Regions from separate parts of the Mus musculus genome. Here region 1 is linked to region 2. Evidence: chromatin loops called from intact Hi-C (ENCODE). Cell type or tissue: heart. All regions are shown on one strand. Each heading gives the region's core, and the rest is flanking DNA. Links, peaks and the distances in the headings are about the cores only. Region 1 overlaps Gm11515 (a long non-coding RNA gene). Region 2 holds the start of Dlx4 (distal-less homeobox 4).

Region 1 (8,324 bases), core at 94-8,093, 50 kb before region 2:
TTTCGAGCAGGACCTCTGGAACCCTTCCCTAGCTGGCTGGAGTTATTCTGTCACAAAATGGGCCCAAGGGACAAGCGGGGACCATCTCCTAGTGCCACCACCCAGCTACCTTGTTGTAAATGTAGACTTCTTCCCTTGCTCAAAAGCTCTCCATGCCTCCCCATGGCCCACAGGAAAACACCCCTGTTCTTCAGCTGTCTTTCATTGACCTCCGCTTGTGGGCCCTGAGCCACCATGTTAATACCTGATAATCTTAGTTCCTCTATCCATCCTTGTCACCCATCTGGCTTAAGCCCAACTGTGACATCCTTGGTCACACAAACTGTCTCATTATTGATGGAGACTGTGGTTGCTCCTGCTGCTGCTGGCAGAGTGAACGGTGGCTGCGTTGATGACTGGGGCATGACTTATTTGCGTCTACAGCACCCAGTCGCTGGAACATAGTAGTTGTTCAATAAACGGAAGCCAGCAGTTGATTGAGTCAATGGTGAGCCGACCCCACCCTTCAGCTTGGAGGACGTCCATCTTGTCACTGTTGGCTAAAGTCTCACCAATCCTCCGAAGTCATCTCAATGCCTCGCGACCCTGACCTCCATCTGTGAGCTCAAGCCACTGTGACAAAATGTTCCTGTCACCCTTGAGCCCAGTGACCCTTCCCATTGCCCCACCAGCCTTTTGAGGCTGAAGTTGAATGAGTTTTCCTTCACATCACTAGACTATTTTCAGTGTTGGTATGACCTCAAGGTTTCGAAATTGGCAGGAGTGGTGGTGAATTCCTGTAATTCCAGCACCCAGGAGGCTGAGGCAGGAGGATGGTGACTATAGGACAGTCTGCATTATATATCAAGCTGAGTCCAGTCCAGGATCATCCAATTAAATAGGTGTCCAGCCCAGTTCAGGGATAGATCCACTGTATCAGCTTCTCAAGTGTCTGCAATCCCAGCACTTGGGAGGCAGAGGCTGGCCCATGTCTGTGAGTTCGAGGCCAGCCAGAACCACATAGACACTGTCTCAAATGGAACAGCCAACAGGCAAGTAAAATAATATCCAGTGAAGCTTCCCACTGTGTTGGAGTCTTTGGATGGGTCTCAAAGAGGCCCTGAACTCTTGTTGTTCCAGACATAACAGTATTTTATTTTATCTACTTTGAGATGGCTTCTAGGCCAGGCCAGTCTTGAACTCCCTCTATAGCCAAGGTTGACCTTCAACTTCTGTCCCCTCTGTCTCCACTTTCTGAGTACTTGTGTTAGAGGTATTTATAGCCATATCCACTTTATGTGGTGCTGGAGACCAACTTCTGGCTTGTATGCTGGGTGAGCATCCTACCAACTGAGTTATGATCCCCAGACCCTTGGACAACTTGAACAAAAGTCAGCCACAGTTGTCTTCCTTCTGAATGTCTGTCATATAGGGAGAGGACAGGCCCACCTCCTGACATTGGTAGGTCAGCAGCTGGGGCTCTGACATGCTTGTTTTCCTTCTCAGAACAGAGAAGGGCTCCATCAGAACCTGATTGCAGTCCCCACTGTGGAGTGTGACACCCCTTCCCCCACACCACAGCTCTCTTTCTCCATGCCCCCTGCTCTGACCTCAAAACAAGGAGTTTGGCTCTCTTCCTCCAGTCTCCCTCCTGGAGACCCCTAGCCTCCTCTCTGAGGTCTTGCCCCCACTGCTTGGAGAGCAGGCTTTCAGCCCCCCACCAGGCTCACCTGCTTGGCTTCTGTCCCAGTGGACACAGAGATGTTATCCCTAGGGAAATGGGCCTCAATGGGGGTATTGTTCCCTCCCCTTTCACAGAAGGATCAGGGAGGGGACAAGGCAGAGACTGGGAATGTCCCAGGTACCACACAGGCCTGCTTTGTCCTCCTCCTCCTCCTCCTCTCCTTCTTTCCCTGCCCTCCCCTCCTACCTGGCCAGCCCCCTCCCTTTCACCTACGTCTCCAGGCTTCCTCCAGTGGTTCCTCTACACCTTGGGGCAAAGCAGCTGCCGCAAGGGTGGGGCTCAGGGTGGCCCTGGGCAGTTGTGTGGGAGCAAGGTGTCCCCTCCACATGCCAGCACTCCTAGGAGCTTGGCCTCCCCTTGGGTAGGCTCAGCCTTGCCTGTTCCTTTTGCCTGTGTGACACCCCTGACCCAGGAGTACTCTGTCCTGGGAGACCCGGCCCTGCTGGTGATCACCTTACTCTGGGAGCACTCTGTCTTAGGAGGAGCACCTTGCCTTGAAAGCATAATGTATGGGGAGATCCTGGCTGGGCAGTGTCCTGCCTGGGGAGCACCGTGTGTAGGGGACCCTGTCTAGGGGACCCTGTCTAGGGGAGCATTCTGCCCTGAGACAACCATGAACAATTCTCTTTATGCACTGTCCAGACTCAGTTCCGCCCTAGCTTTCTTGGTCACCATCTCATGGATAGCCTGCTAGGAGATAGGACAGATTAAAGAAAAGATCAGTTTCCACTATGCATGGTGCCTGCACCTGTAACCTCCTCCCTCCCCAGTACTGGGGAGACCGAAGCAGGAGGAGGCATTGAGCTTATGAGTTCAAGGCCTGCCTGGGTAATTTATCCAGACCCAGGACTCTAACAAAGTAACAAAAAGATCACTTCCTACCAGCTGAGGCCAGAGCAAAAACTCCTGGAGCCAGGTGTAGGCTCAGCCAGCGGTTAATCAGGTGACTCAGTAAGCCACTGTACCCTGGAGGTCTCATGAGCCTCCTGGGTAAAAGTGCAACGTCAGGCCATCTTTTCCACGTTCTTCCCAGGCTCTGACCTTGATGAGAACCCGGCTGTGTGGTTGCTTCTTGGAAGGGGAAACTGGGATGCAGATAGAAATAGAAAAGATTCCCGACCCTGCTCCCACCTCCTGCCTGAGCTTTGTCCCCAGAGCGAGTGACAACCAAAGAAGGCTAATGGAAGCTAGCCCTGCTGCAGGTGACACTGATCTCCTGATTCAGATCCAGTTTCTGCCCTCGTGGCCCCCAGGCCCCTCACACCTGCTGGGTCCCTTTGTTCGTTAGGCTGGGAGCACTGGCTGCCTTTCATCCTCCTCCTGCCCCATTCATGCCATAAGCCAGGGCACCGCCTCCTGCCTCCTGGCTGGGTACCACCTTGACAAGGCGGCTGCAAGCTGGCCAGGGCAGCACCCATTGGGCTCCGCTGCCCCCTCCTCTCCTCTGGGAAGATGGTTGTGAAAGGAGATGGAGTGTTCAGGAGGAAGGCACAGCTGTCCCTACTCCTTAAGGCAATTGGTCAGTTGGAAGGACCTGGGTTTTTGTTGACGAAGGTGTCTTGAAGAAGGGACATTTTGTCTTGTGGATTTGATTCACAGCTAAGCCCAACTGGGGAGGGGCATGCATAACTACTGGCCCAGTAGTTAAAAAGCACTTTCTGATTGCTGCTCTTCAGAGACCAGAGTTTGATTCCCAGGAGCCATGTTGGACAGTCCACAGCTGTCTGGTGCTCCACCTCTGTGGACACCCACACGCATGTGCAAATAACCACTCTCTCTGTCTCCCCCAGAGTTAAAAATAGGATAAATAGTCTTTAAAATATAAACTCAATGGAGGGTGTCTAAGCAGACCCTGCCCTTTTCAGGACCAGGCAGAACTACCATCCATCCATCCATCCATCCATCCATCTATCCATCCATCCATCCATCCATCCATCCATCCATCCAGGAAGTACATACTGATAAGGGACTCTGTAGAGGATCTGCTGTAAGTATGGAAGACATAGTGCTAGGTCATCAAAATCAAGCTCTCCTTGCCTTTGCCGAGTCTGTGCTCTTGAGTAGAGGAGGCAAATCAAAACCAATAGATATGAGCCAGACATGATGGGACGAGCCTTTAGTCCCAGCACTCAGGAGGCAGAGGCAGGTGGGTCTCTGCGAGTTTGAGGCCAGCCTGGTCTACAAATCAAGTTCCAGGCCAGCCAGGGCTACACAGAGAAACCCTATCTTGAAGGAAAAAGAAATAAGCAAAAATAACCACACCAAGCTACCACCAATAAAACCAACAGACAGGGTACAAGTTGGTTATGACAACCGAGGCACAAAATTAAGGTGGGTGAAGGGGCAGGAAGTGACTGAGTTTTGTATTTGATAAGGAGCTCAGTCCACCTTCCTGGAAGGTCACAGAAGCAGAGAGGCAGGTGGAGAGCTGGGGGGAGGTCACTCAGGCAGTGGAAAGTGCAAAGACCCTGGGGTGGCGGAGGTGGGGAGGGTTTGCTGGGTTAAGGGATGTCAAGGAGTCCACAGGGACGTGAGTGGAATGAGAGAAGAGTGGGCGTAGAGGAGTCTGAACTCAGTGTCACAGGGCCTTGTAGACCGTGGTTATGACTTTCAGTTTTATTATAAGTAAGGTGGGTAAGGAAGATAGGCCGGTGCCCTTCCTTTGGGAATCTGAAAAGCCTAACTCTCTGCTCTTGCTTCCCAGACCTAGGAATATGGCAAGAGTTATGTTTGGGGATCCATCCATCCATCAGTCTATCCATCATCTGAAAATATCCTACCCTGCTCTGCTCAGAGCAGTGGACACTCACTAGCCGGGTGGTCTCAGGGCAGGCGACTTAACCCCCTTATCTGTGAAGTGGGGCCAGTTATCATAGATTCTTTGTTTGAACTCCTGTTAAGGTTAAACAAGGTCTTTCGTCCTTTCTTGGTGCTGGGCACATGGTACGGAGAACTACTCTGTGGATGCTGGCCGAACTCATGCTTATGTGAGTTCCACCCAGGGCAGAAAGTCTGATCAGTACCCCACTTCTCTGGGGATCCCTCCCAGAAGGGTACCCCTGCATGGTGATCTCTGAGCTTCCCTGTGCTCTCTCAACTTTTTGCCCAACTGCTCTATGCCAGCTCTCAGGTCAAAGTATGGCGTCAGAGCCTATAGAGCTTTCTCTCTGGGCTTCTGTGTGCCCGTCATTTGGCTTCTACGTCACCTGGGGCCGCTCGCTCAGTGCCCTCTGCAGAATGGCGGGCATCCACTCGGAGCCGTGAGAACTGAGGACACAAAGGCCCTGAGACAGTCAAAACTTCTAGGGAGTGAAACCTGGAGAAGTCCCAGGCTTTGAAGCCCTGAGGACTTGGAGAGTAAGGTATATTGAGCAAGCCCTATTGGCCTCAATGTAGATTGTTAAGTTACTTCCTGTGCCTCAGTTTCTGGATCTGGGAAAATGGGGCAGTAACACATGGAAGGTTTAGGCATTTACGTGAGGCTCCTGACTCCATGAGGAATGTGCTCCTTAGGCTGTGGCAGCCAGTGAGGAGAAGGGATGGGCTACATGCTGCCTCTCTGAGGTGTGTGCTGTGCTCCAGACCCAGTGATGGAGATGGGCAGAGCCTCAGCAACAGTATCCAGTGTAGGTATACTTTTGTATGGAGTGAGATACATGAAACAGAAAGGACTAAGAGGTCCAGTCTACTTCATTGCTTGGTTCCCATTTCAAGAGTGGTTCTTAGTGCGTGGCATGTTCTTAGTGCTTACTCTGTGTCAGGCCCTGTGAGGAGATCAAAGACACATGGGGGACGCCCACAAGATGCCAAGTCAAGGGGCACATCTTCACTAGAAGAGTCTTTGCCTAGCCTGTGTGAGGCCCTGGCTTCTACATCGAGAATTGCCCATACCAAAAGTTGTTCCCTGTTCCTCGGTGAGGGAGAGCTTGTGGGAACACAGCCCCTCCCAGGCCTCCAAAGGGCATCTCTTCTCTATTCCTTTCTACTCCCCTCAGAAAGGCAAATCAAAAGAGACACTTCAGTGAGCTTAAGGACCAGAGATCCTAGTGATTGCCCCAAAGTCACACAGCAGGTAAGCTGGAACTTGAAATGAAAGCCACTTCCCTGGGGCTCTTTCTTGCTCTTCATGAGATTCGCTTCTCTCCGTCCTCCTTCTCCTCCTCCTCTTCCCCCCTTCCTCTCCCTCTTCTTTTGCTCCTTCTTCTTCACACTCCTCCCTCTCCTCTCTCTCTTCACTTACTGCCATCCTTTAAGAGAATCACCTGGGATCCTCCTGGAATCCCCATCCCTCGTCCACCATCTTTCCCAACGTGGGGCCCTTCAATATGCCACTGCTGAGGCAGGTGGGCTGACTTTGGACTGGTAGGTACAGAACAAGGGGTAACTTAGCCTGCGAGATGAGGCGTCTGATGAAGGACACCCCCCCCATACACACGCCCAGGGCTCCTCTATGCACCCCCATCACAGGGTTTTTGATGCTGCCTAGGATAAGCCAGACCTCAGCCCACGCGAAACTCTTCACACACACCTCCAGCTCCAGGCGGTCCCCTCGACCTTGTCAGGAGCTGGCCCTGTGCCTAGGTCCCAGCCCAGGGTGCTAGGTGGCAGCAAGGGGCGGGAGGCAGGCTCCGCGTGCTTTCAGTATTTATTTATTTATTTGTAGGTCCAATGTACACATTCCAGGCTCTGATTACCCCTGGGGCCCGGGAGGAGGGACACACTGAGGGCCGCCCGGGCCTTTGATGTTGGAGAGGAGAGATGGTGAGATGCAGAGGAGTCCCTGCTTCTCTGGGGTGTGTGTGTGCTTGTTGGGGAGTTCTGGTGATGTCACCTCTACAAGACAAGGATGATAGGCCCATGGCCAGGCCCCGGGGGAAACAGAAGGGGTCAGAAAGCAAGGAAAGAGGAGACGGCCCTTTCTCGAGAGAGCTGCTTGGCTCACAGCCCTGCTGCCCCTGCTAGGGTTGTAGCCATGGCTGGGGTTTCAGAAACACACGAACATGCTCCAAGAGTAAAGGGAGAAGTTGTCCAAGTCCCATGACAAGGGACCAGCGTCCACCCCACCAAGAGACCCAGAGACCCGAAGAGGGAAATGCAACCTCACCACTGAGGTCAGGGACACTGGGGGAGAGCCACTCATACTCACCAAGGCCGTCAGTGAACCTTTGTGTCTCTCTAGGGGGGTGTCCTGAGTCATGAGGAGAGCTTGCCCATGTGTGTGTGTGATGGATGAATGAATGAATGAATGAATGAATGAATGAACAAGTAAATGAATGAATGAGTGAATGGAAATGTTGACCACAGATGGAGTGAATGGAAATGCTGATACAGATGAGAGGCAGGAAGGTGGTGTGAAAATAACCCACACCACAGGGGTCGATGCATTTTAAAAAAAGACACAGAAAATGACAACCAGGTATGTACTGGGATGTGATGTAGGAGGAAGAAGGAAGAGGAGGAGGAAAAAGAGGAGAGAGACAGCTGTGGCCACCAGGAGCCAACCAACCATTCTTCTTTTTATTTCTAGCTGGGTACAATTTCAAAAGCGGCACATGTGAAGTAGTATGGACTGGCCTCATTTCTCTACCCAGACGGTCCGTGATTTGATAGCTATACCTCTCTAGTCTTGTTTACTTTTCATTATTGTTGTTTGGGCACAAAGTCTCACTGAGCTCAGGCTGGCCTTGAACTCCTGATTCTCCTGCCTCCACCTCCCAAGTGCTGGGATTACAGAGGTGCACCACTATGCCTCTCTCATGCTCTTTCTCTTACTCTCATTTTACTATCGGTGTGTGTGTGTGTGTGTGTGTTACTAGGGATACAGCAGCCACCCTCTCCTGAACAATTCAAGGGTCACCCCTCAACGTTTCCAGGTGTATGTCCCAGGAACAGGGCTGTCCTCTTCCCTATCAGTTTCACCTTTTCACTTTGATCACAGAATTTCATTTAAAGAATCTATTCTTCATGACCATATTCTAATTTTTATACTTAGCCTAATATGGTTGTTCAAGATAAGATTTTACTATGTATGGGGTGTGTGTTCTGCATGTAGGTATGTGCACATGAGTGCAGGTGCCCTTGGAGGTCAGAGGCAATAGTTCCCCTGGAGCTGGAGTTACGGCAGTTGCGAGTCACTTGACTTAGGTGCTGGGAACTGAACTTTGGTCCCCTGCCAGAGCAGCTCTTAACCTCTGAGCCATCTCTTCACCCTCAGGTTGGTTTCTTTTTTAGATAAAGTCTCGCTTGGATAGCCCTTGCTGGCCTGGAACTCTCTATGAAGATGACAGGTTTGCTTCCAACTCCGTGACCCTCCTGCTTCTGCTTGTGAGGGGGACATCACACATGTGCCTCTGTGTCTGGCCTATGGGCTTTAATGTGTGTGTGTGTGTGTGTGTGTGTGTGTGTGTGCTGTGTGGATGCTTGCATGTCACATGTTGTAGAAGCTCCAGATCAACTTTGTGGAGTTGGTTTCCAGGACTGAACTGAGGTTGTACAGTTTGCACTGGAGGACAGCAAGTATCTCAGAGCCCCTCATAGAGTTTTGGTTTTCTACAAGATTTACCCCTGAGATTCATAAGGATTCTTATGGAATGACCGAGAC
Region 2 (8,324 bases), core at 144-8,143:
TTATTTATGTTTGGGTTATGCGTATGTGTGAAGATCCATGCATAACAGAGCCCACATATGGAGCTCAAGAGACTAGCTCTTGGGAGTTTGTTTTTTCTTCCATTATATGGTCCTGGGGACTCCAACTCAGATGGTCAGGCTTGGTGGCAACCTAATTGCTCTTCATCTCTTGTCTGCTGAGCCATCTCATCCACCTCAATCCTGTGCTTTTATTCAAAGAGTTGCCCATGGTTGGGGATGCAGCTGTATATACACCACACCTTAAAGTCTGTGTTTGCCGGTCCATAAATGAGCCTCTTTTCGTAGAGGGATATTGGTATGTAACAATATATGTTGGATGAAGACTCTATGTATTTTTGTGCACGTGGCAACAGATGCTTGCATACATGGTGTTCATTAAGGCCTCCTGTCCTGCTAAGAGACAGGTCCCGAACACAGTCTGGAAGTACAATGGAGTTAGCCATATTTTCTGTGCCCTCCCAGGAGCCATCAAACTAGATTCATCCCCACTCCCAGATTTTGCCCCAGTTCCTGGGAGGCTACATTTTGCAGAGTGCCAGAAAAGGCGGGGCTCGGTACAGGCGAATCCCAGACAGCAGATTCCCTCCAGCAGCCTCAAGGGCCTGCAGGAGCTGTGGTGTCGCAACTAAACCGGGGCCCCTGCCGGAAGCGGAAGCTTGCATTGGGGGTGGTGAGGCGCAGTGGCGGCGGTCGCGGCGTGCCAGGCTCTGGGCGCTCGGCGGGGGCGTGCGCGCCACGCGCGTGCGGGGCAGGCTGGGCGCCAGGCGGCACCCTCCAGGCCCCAGCGTCTGTTTACCAACAAACTGCCATCGCTCTGCAGCTACGCATTCCGACGCGCTGAATAAGCGGCCGGCGCTGGCTAGCTGCTTTTTCCACTCCCTCGCAGAGCCCTGGCAGCGTGGGGCCATGCAGACCCGCGCGACGCGCACACAGGTTCTGAGTCTCCAAAGCGTCTCTAGTTACCGCGCAGCTTCCCTCGTCCCCTAGCCATCCCAGGCCCAATTTCCTAGCACCTTGAACATCGTTACTGAGACTTCCTGACTCTACCGATTCCCCAGGAACTCGGAGTTGATGCAGGGATGTGGGGTCCGGAGCTCGCATCCCTCCCGTTTCCCGGTGCACGCTAACACGAGGGGTGGGGGGCGGGCTCAGCTTGAGGTCACCAAGGAATAGCCAATCCGGGGTGTCTAAGTGGGCGGGGGACCCCTGGGGTCCCGGGAACCGAACCCAGAGGAAAAGATGGGGAAGGGTAAAACCACGGGGTACCCCAAAAAACCCTTTCCCGGGTGCGAGTTCTCTGCCGGAAGAGGCTCAGAGAGACATTTTTCCAGGCATCTGAAGTGTAAGAGTGGCTTGCTGGAGCTGGAGACTTTGAAAGGAGCTGGCAGAAAGAGTAGACAGCGTGCGGGCCATGACCTAGGCCCTGTGGCCCGGCACCGGCCGCAATGACCTCTTTACCCTGTCCCCTTCCTGACCGTGGTGCCTCCAACGTTGTCTTCCCGGACCTCGCCCCCGCCCTGTCGGTAGTGGCTGCTTACCCGCTCGGACTATCCCCGGGAACCGCAGCTTCTCCCGATTTGTCCTACTCCCAGTCCTACGGCCACCCCCGGTCCTATTCCCACCCTGGGCCGGCAACCCCAGGAGACTCCTACCTGCCCCGCCAGCAACAATTGGTGGCGCCATCTCAGCCCTTTCACAGGCCGGCTGAACACCCGCAGGAGCTCGAAGCAGGTAAGTGTGACCGCGGCGGCTCTCCTCACCTCTGGGGTCTGGGTTGTCTTTGCATAAATTTCGCGTTCTTCTGCTTGCGCGCAACTAGAGGGATTCAAACGCTTCTCTCTCCGATACCCAGGAATCTGCGGTAGGGGGAGGGCGAAGGATGGGGGAGGAGCGGAGGCAAGTTGATCTAGGTCTCCTTTTTAAATTCGACCTGGTTTCGATTTGCAGTTTTGAAAAGCCAGGCGGGAGGGCTCCCTACCCCACCCCCTGGAGCAGTGGAGCTGTGTGAGTACCTGTGTAACGGAAATTTGCCCTAATCCAGATGGAGAGGTGGAGATCTAACCCCTTCCCTGTGATTCTCCTCATCCTTCACTCCGTTCCGACATCATCCCTTTTGAGTTCTGGTCTCAGAAACCAGTATATAAATCAAACACTACTAAACAGAAATCAGTTTCCAGTTGGAGATAGGTAGACAACTAGGCTGGGTTCCTTCTCCTTTCCTGGGCCCCACCCCCTTTTCCTGGAGGTGCCTATACCCTGCAGGATCTGGGTATAAGACCCCCACCAACTGTTGCTCAAATAATAAACTTACAGGCTGGTCTACCAGTCTCCAGCTCTTTCCCTGGCCTCCTCTGCCTTGTGCCTAAGACATCTTTACCATCTCCACCTTTAACTTTGGGATACATTAGACCCAGCTTCGGTTGCCTGCAGCAAATCTGAGCTCCACTGGAAGGCTTCGGTGAAGACAGGGGAGCAGCTGGCCTTCCTAGCTCCGACCTATGCACAGCCCAACTGACAGACCCTGGCTGGCAGTACGAGGATGCTCTCCATAGACCCACTGACTCCTTGAACATCAAAATGGTCCAATTGTTCTTGGCATAGTCCTCGAAGATGCGCAAGTCTGTGATGTGACTTCACATAATCAGCCCCAAACCAAGATGTTTCTCTCCTTTTCCCTGGTCATTCTGGCATAAATTCATGACACATACACCCCCAACCAAAACCACATTAGAATAGAGGCTCACATTCCTTGTTCTATGGTTGGAGAAACTGAGATAGAAGGAATGCATATAGATAGATCCAGGACACAACTTTTTTTTCCAGGCTCCTGGACCAGGGCAAGTTCACTTTCCTCAATGGACGGAGCCAGGAAAGGGGACTTTAGGAACTTCTCAGGACCCCAGAAAGTTAACAGCTTTCTGGAGCAGAGTGGGGGTGGGCCTGCTAGGTTGCTGGGTCTCCTTGGAGGAGGGACAGTCCGTCTGAGTGGCAGAGTTTTGCATACAGATCTACAAAGGAACCGCTTGGACTCTTCTTTTTAGATATACTAATATACACTGGGGAAGTAAAGGCAAGGGGGGTCCTGAGTTTGAGGACAAGTCGGGCAACCTGCTATCCGTCCTGTGTGTGCACATGAGGACAGACAGTGTGCATTTTGGGACTGGAGAGGAAGAACCTGTCCTTATTGGGAGACCTGTCTGGCAATAAGGTGGACCTGTCTTCCATATGCCTTCCCTAGCTTGGTCCAAGAACAATGGACTGAAGAATTCTTTCTATTACGTACTTTACCCGGATACAACGAAAAAATAAAATAAAATAAAACAAAACAGAGACTCCATGTTCACAAACAGATTCTTTAAAAAAAAAATATACCGTAGCATTTCGCTATTGAAATTATGCGGGCCGCCGCCCATTCTTGAATGAATGATTGGAGTACGAGAGAGGGCTTGGGGTGTCCTACGCCCATACTACGGGTGCACCTCCGTCCCAGGGAGGCATTTGGCTCAGAAAGAGCCTCAGCAACACCCCTTTGGGGCTGCGGGTGTGGCTGCCGCGCCTCCACGGAGGCCCTGGGGACCCGTTATCGCGACCGACCGGGGTAGATCCAGTTGTGACTTGCCAAAACTAGTGTGGAAAAAGGCAGCTGTTCCGGAAGGCACCTGGAAGGTGATCTGCTCTGCGAGTTCAGCAGTCCAGGCTGTCTTCCTTCGCGCTCTGCTCGCTATTACCCGAACTGCGCGGTCCAGGCAGCCAAGAAGGCATGGGTTGTCGCTTGGCTGCCGGCCCCGGGTGAGCAGTAGAAGTCGGAGTAGGAGAGACAAGACAGGCGCGGGCGGGAGCGCGGGCGGGAGCGGGAGCGGGAGCGGAAACCCAATGGTTTTTCTGGGAATTGGCTGAGGTTGGAATCCAGGGGACAGGATTTGAGGACCACAGCCCCCAAGGCCACCGGTGAGGGATGTGGGGGAGGTGAAGGCAGTGGTGACTGCGGCCCACGAGCAGAGACCCTAACATCTGTTGGGTGAACCCAGCTAAGAATGGATGGGGAGCTGAAGGACAGAAGCTGCTACTGCTGCCAGGATACAGGCAGGGACATCTCACCCGCTCTATTCTGGGGTCCTCATAGTAGACCTGCACGGAAAGAGGCAGCTGTCACCCCAACATTTTGTCATCCCGGGCAGGCATTTTGCCTCTTCCCATTTCTCATCCCCTTGCACAGTCTCAGTATCCCATAAAGTGGTCCAGGTCGGGGCCCCGGTTTCAAGAATGGAAACCCATGCCCTCAATCTTGACGCCAACCTGAAGCCGCTTCCTATAATAGTGGGAGTTGGGGGCCTGTGGGGGACACCAGACCTTTTGCTACAGCCTACAGCCCAGCGATGACAATATAACAACCCGTATTGCTGGCGGAACATTAAGCTTTCCGGACCTGAATCACTTTCCTTCTGAAGCAACCGCGCTGGGGCCCGCAGGAAATACATCTTGTTTCTAGATCCCTGAAACTTTGAGTATTACTCTTAGGTTTCTTGAGTCTTTGATACACTGCTCTGCTCATCTCCAGACCTTAGCTCAGCTCTCCACGAGTCTTTTGCCCTGTTCTATTCTAAGCAGGTCCACCAACCAACATACCAGCACCCTGCCACCCTGCAGGAGCCTGGGCACCCTTACCCTGGCCCTTGGCGATTTGTGTTCTTAGGTCCTATAGTGGTAGCTTCAGCAGGACAAGAACTCAAGAGCTGAAGCTTGTATTGACTGTTGCTGGTGTTGAAATGGCAGGGATAGGCAAGGCTTGTTCCACTGCACACACACACCGAGACTCAGGTTGATAGTGAAGGCTGCTGTTGTTTTTGCTGATTGCCCATGGTGTGGGATGCGATGAGCTTATTAAGAAATGCCCGACTCACCTGGTCCCTTTGCATGCTTACAGCTTAGTGTTCTTCTGCCTCCCAGAATCAGAGAAGCTGGCACTGTCTCTGGTGCCCTCCCAGCAGCAGTCCCTGACCAGGAAGCTGCGCAAGCCCAGAACCATCTACTCTAGCCTGCAGCTCCAACACCTGAACCAGCGTTTCCAGCACACCCAATACCTGGCCCTGCCCGAGAGAGCTCAGCTGGCAGCACAACTCGGACTCACCCAAACCCAGGTAGGGCCAGTCCTGTCCCTGCTCAAGGCAAAACTTCCCATTCTCTGCCCTCTGAGAACCCACAAAGGAGTCCCACAATTTTGCTGACACGGCTCTTGGATAAGCAGTGCCCATAGCTGGTCCACAGCATGAGTTGGGGGGTACATGTTAGAGGAGAATGAGACTCAAGAAGAGGAGTGTGCCCAGACAGGAAGCTGAGACTGGGGGATTCCAGAACTGAAGAGCTGGAGCAAAGGTTCCCAGGACTCACTCTCTGTGGCCAGGTCCCTTCCCACACCTTTCATAGACACTCCTAATCCGTCCTCTTTTCCTCTCAAAGGTAAAGATCTGGTTTCAGAACAAACGCTCCAAATATAAGAAGCTCCTGAAACAGAGCTCTGGGGAGCCGGAAGAGGACTTCTCTGGGAGACCCCCCTCCCTGTCTCCCCACTCTCCAGCCCTACCATTCATCTGGGGTCTACCCAAGGCAGACACCCTGCCTTCCAGTGGCTATGACAACAGCCACTTTGGTGCCTGGTATCAGCATCGCTCCCCAGATGTGCTGGCACTGCCTCAGATGATGTGAGTCTGGAGGGAGGCTGGTCAGACTTCAGCCCTCCTGTCAAGCCCAGGACCCGAGCACCTGCTCCCCTTCTGGGAGGAGAGGAAACCAGCTCCAGATGGATTTTCTCAGAAGACAAGACACCGAAGGAGAAAAAGGGAAAGAATGGTGTGGAAGCCTGGCTCTCCAAAGCAGAGAGTTAGATCAGGGGCTTTGGACGGCCACAATCTTGCCACTCCCTCTCCTTCAAATGACTGCAGCCCCAAGCACAGCCCTAGGATCCAAACCAGGAAGAAAACAAATATTATTCCTGGCCTGCACCATGGGGGCCCAGACAGCCCTTCCAGGAACAAAACCAGAAGTGGACACAGGGTCTGTGTTGTTGGCCACCATAGAGTCTCCGACTTTCATTTACTAATTACTGGTGGTGGCCCAGTGGTAGAGTGAGTGTTTAACATGTAAAAGGCCCCAGCTCCAAAGCAAAACTTGTGGACCTGTGGGCAGCTTGTGCTTCTCCGCTTTAAACGGCTCTCTAGCGCCATATCTACCCATTTTGAATTGATAGCCATGGGCTTAATCGTCCATATAATTCAACAGTATGTATTAAGAGCCTAGGCCCACGACTCTCCATCCTTAACACCTAACAAGTTCACCTGCACACATTGTTGGAAGCCCAGAAGGAGAAATGGGACAAACAGATTACCAGGATCAGTGCAGGCATAGCTCCTCGCTGTTGCCTCGATCAAAGAAACTGCTCTCAAATCACAAGCTATTAAAATGTATATATGTATTAAAAAAGAATCAGAGTCCTGAGTATATTAGCTAGCCATGTTCGTCTCCTGTATTTATCCCTTCTGGAGCTAGCTGCTCCGCTCATCTTTTCTTCCTCATCTGATATATCCTCCCCTTCACCAGAAGTCATAGACACCACTTTTTAAATTAATGATTTATTTATTTCATTTTATATGCATTGATGTTTTGCCTGCATGGATGTCTGTATGAGAATATTGGGACCCCCCTGAAACTGGAGTTACAGACAGTAGTGAGCTGCCATGTGGGTGCTGGAAATCGAACCTGGATCCTCTGGAAGAGCAGCCAGTGTTCTTAACCACTGAGCCATCTCTCCAGCCCAACATTAGATTCTCGGTATGCCTCTGCTGCCAGCTAGCTCTGGGGTTCTGGCTCAGGAACATTGTAACAGCCTGTGGCTTCATCTGAAATGGGAAGATGCTCCTACACGGAATGGCTCATTCAGAATGGTCTTCCTCAGCAGACCCCTCTGGGGGCCAGTTGTAGAGGGAGCCGGGGCACTTCACAGCCACGGTATTCTACCAGGAGAAGACTGAGCTAGGGCAGTCCTTCTGGAAGAAGTGACCTGCTGGAGGTGGAATGGCTTTAGCCTACAGAAAGGGGTAAGGGGGAGGAGAATACTAGAAGGAACTGGAACTCTCCATCTAATAGGCATCTTTGGATCTCCTGCTGGGTAGCTCCTAGCAACATGGCCAGGACAGGTGCTTTAGGCTAACATGTGGCCGAACAGAGGACTGGAGGCAGTGTGGCAAGAAGCAAAGGAAAAGCAGGACAGAGGCCGTTTGGGCACTGTCCAGAGGCTGTAAGTCCAGTGTGGGCTGGGGGAGGAGGGTGGTCAGCTTCCAGAGCATCAGGACTGCAGCATCAGGATTCATCCTGGACCGCAGCTCACACCACACATACAGCATGGGGGTGGGGGAGGACAGGGTCAGCATTCAGGGTTCAGGGAATTCAGCCCAGAGTGGCCCCAGGGGCTGGGGAGGGGCCTCCAGTTCCAGGCAAAAGGCTTCAAAGGCTAGCTTGCTCTCACTGCCTGAACCTGTTCCCAATCACATTAAACTGAGGGCACCAAGTCTTTGGTTGAAAAGCCCAGTAGGGCACTTCCAGCCAACCCCGAGCCAGAAAAGAAGCTTAGTTTGGGGTCATAGGGAGGACAGAGGGGTACTGCATTCAGTGGAAGGATCTCACCTAGGGATGTCTGTACACATTCCTTCTTTGTCCCACTACTGGGTCAGTGGTCACACCCAGTCCCCGAGAGACTCACAGAAGATGGCCCCGTGGGCAGCAAATGGCAGGTCATAGGGCAGTGTGGAGTGAACCTACCCACTGTGGAGACCCTCCCATCCCCTTTCTCCCTTTCAACCTCCCCCCTCCCCCTGCCCCACCGCCCTTGGACCCTGGCTCCACTGCTCTAGGGGTGGCTGGCCCCAGATGTCTCCTCTAGGTCTTCTTTGAGGCCAAGGGCCTCGGGGTGCTGTTCCCTGCCATGCAGGCTACACACTCCTCTTTCCACAGAGCAAGATAAGATCTACCGCCCCATCTCGGAAAGCCTCCAAAGGCAGATTAATTGGACAGCCCAACACGAGTCGCATCGTTAAAACAACAGCCTGGGTTGTAAAGTTAAGTAGCAGAAGCCGTAATTGCTCTTTCAGCCAGGGACCAGCTGAGCCTGCGGCACCCCTTCCCTTACCCCCATGTGCCCTTCCCATGTGACACTCTTTTCCACTTGGGAGCTGATCCAGTTGCCTTGGACTTCTAGGTGCTGATGGACTCGGAGGAATCCCAACAAGAAAGATGCCTCATCTCCATCTCTC

The links. Hi-C counts contacts between places; a loop is a spot of excess contacts. Peaks named below come from ENCODE experiments on the same cell type or tissue, not always from the same donor. Only the 100,000 strongest peaks of a DNase experiment are listed, where the experiment ranks them.
Region 1: a loop joins it to region 2, with 1.9 times the contacts of the local background. A loop is called at or near these places in 2 of 42 quality-filtered maps.

What each region holds. Positions count from the first base shown.
Region 1 is chr11:95,188,089-95,196,412 of GRCm38, reverse strand. All of the region lies in intron 1 of Gm11515 (a long non-coding RNA gene), which reads left to right. Among named protein-coding and RNA genes, the nearest start is that of Dlx4, 46 kb to the right of the region's middle. In heart, for the core only: no CTCF peak of the experiment used is centred there; no DNase peak of the experiment used is centred there; H3K27ac peaks cover 565 bases; H3K27me3 peaks cover 4,075 bases.
Region 2 is chr11:95,138,624-95,146,947 of GRCm38, reverse strand. Dlx4 (distal-less homeobox 4) reads left to right here and starts at 1,147. Exons shown (of 3, transcript NM_007867.4): 1 at 1,147-1,752; 2 at 4,969-5,159; 3 at 5,479-6,501. The coding sequence starts at 1,467. The coding sequence ends at 5,724. Gm38659 (a long non-coding RNA gene) reads left to right here and starts at 7,151. Exons shown (of 5, transcript XR_880160.2): 1 at 7,151-7,312; 2 at 8,026-8,324. It overlaps Dlx4os (distal-less homeobox 4, opposite strand), which reads right to left and starts at 1,895. Exons shown (of 3, transcript NR_040279.1): 1 at 1,674-1,895. In heart, for the core only: no CTCF peak of the experiment used is centred there; DNase peaks (open chromatin) are centred at 647 and 3,727; H3K4me3 peaks cover 2,309 bases; H3K27ac peaks cover 1,115 bases; H3K27me3 peaks cover 7,920 bases.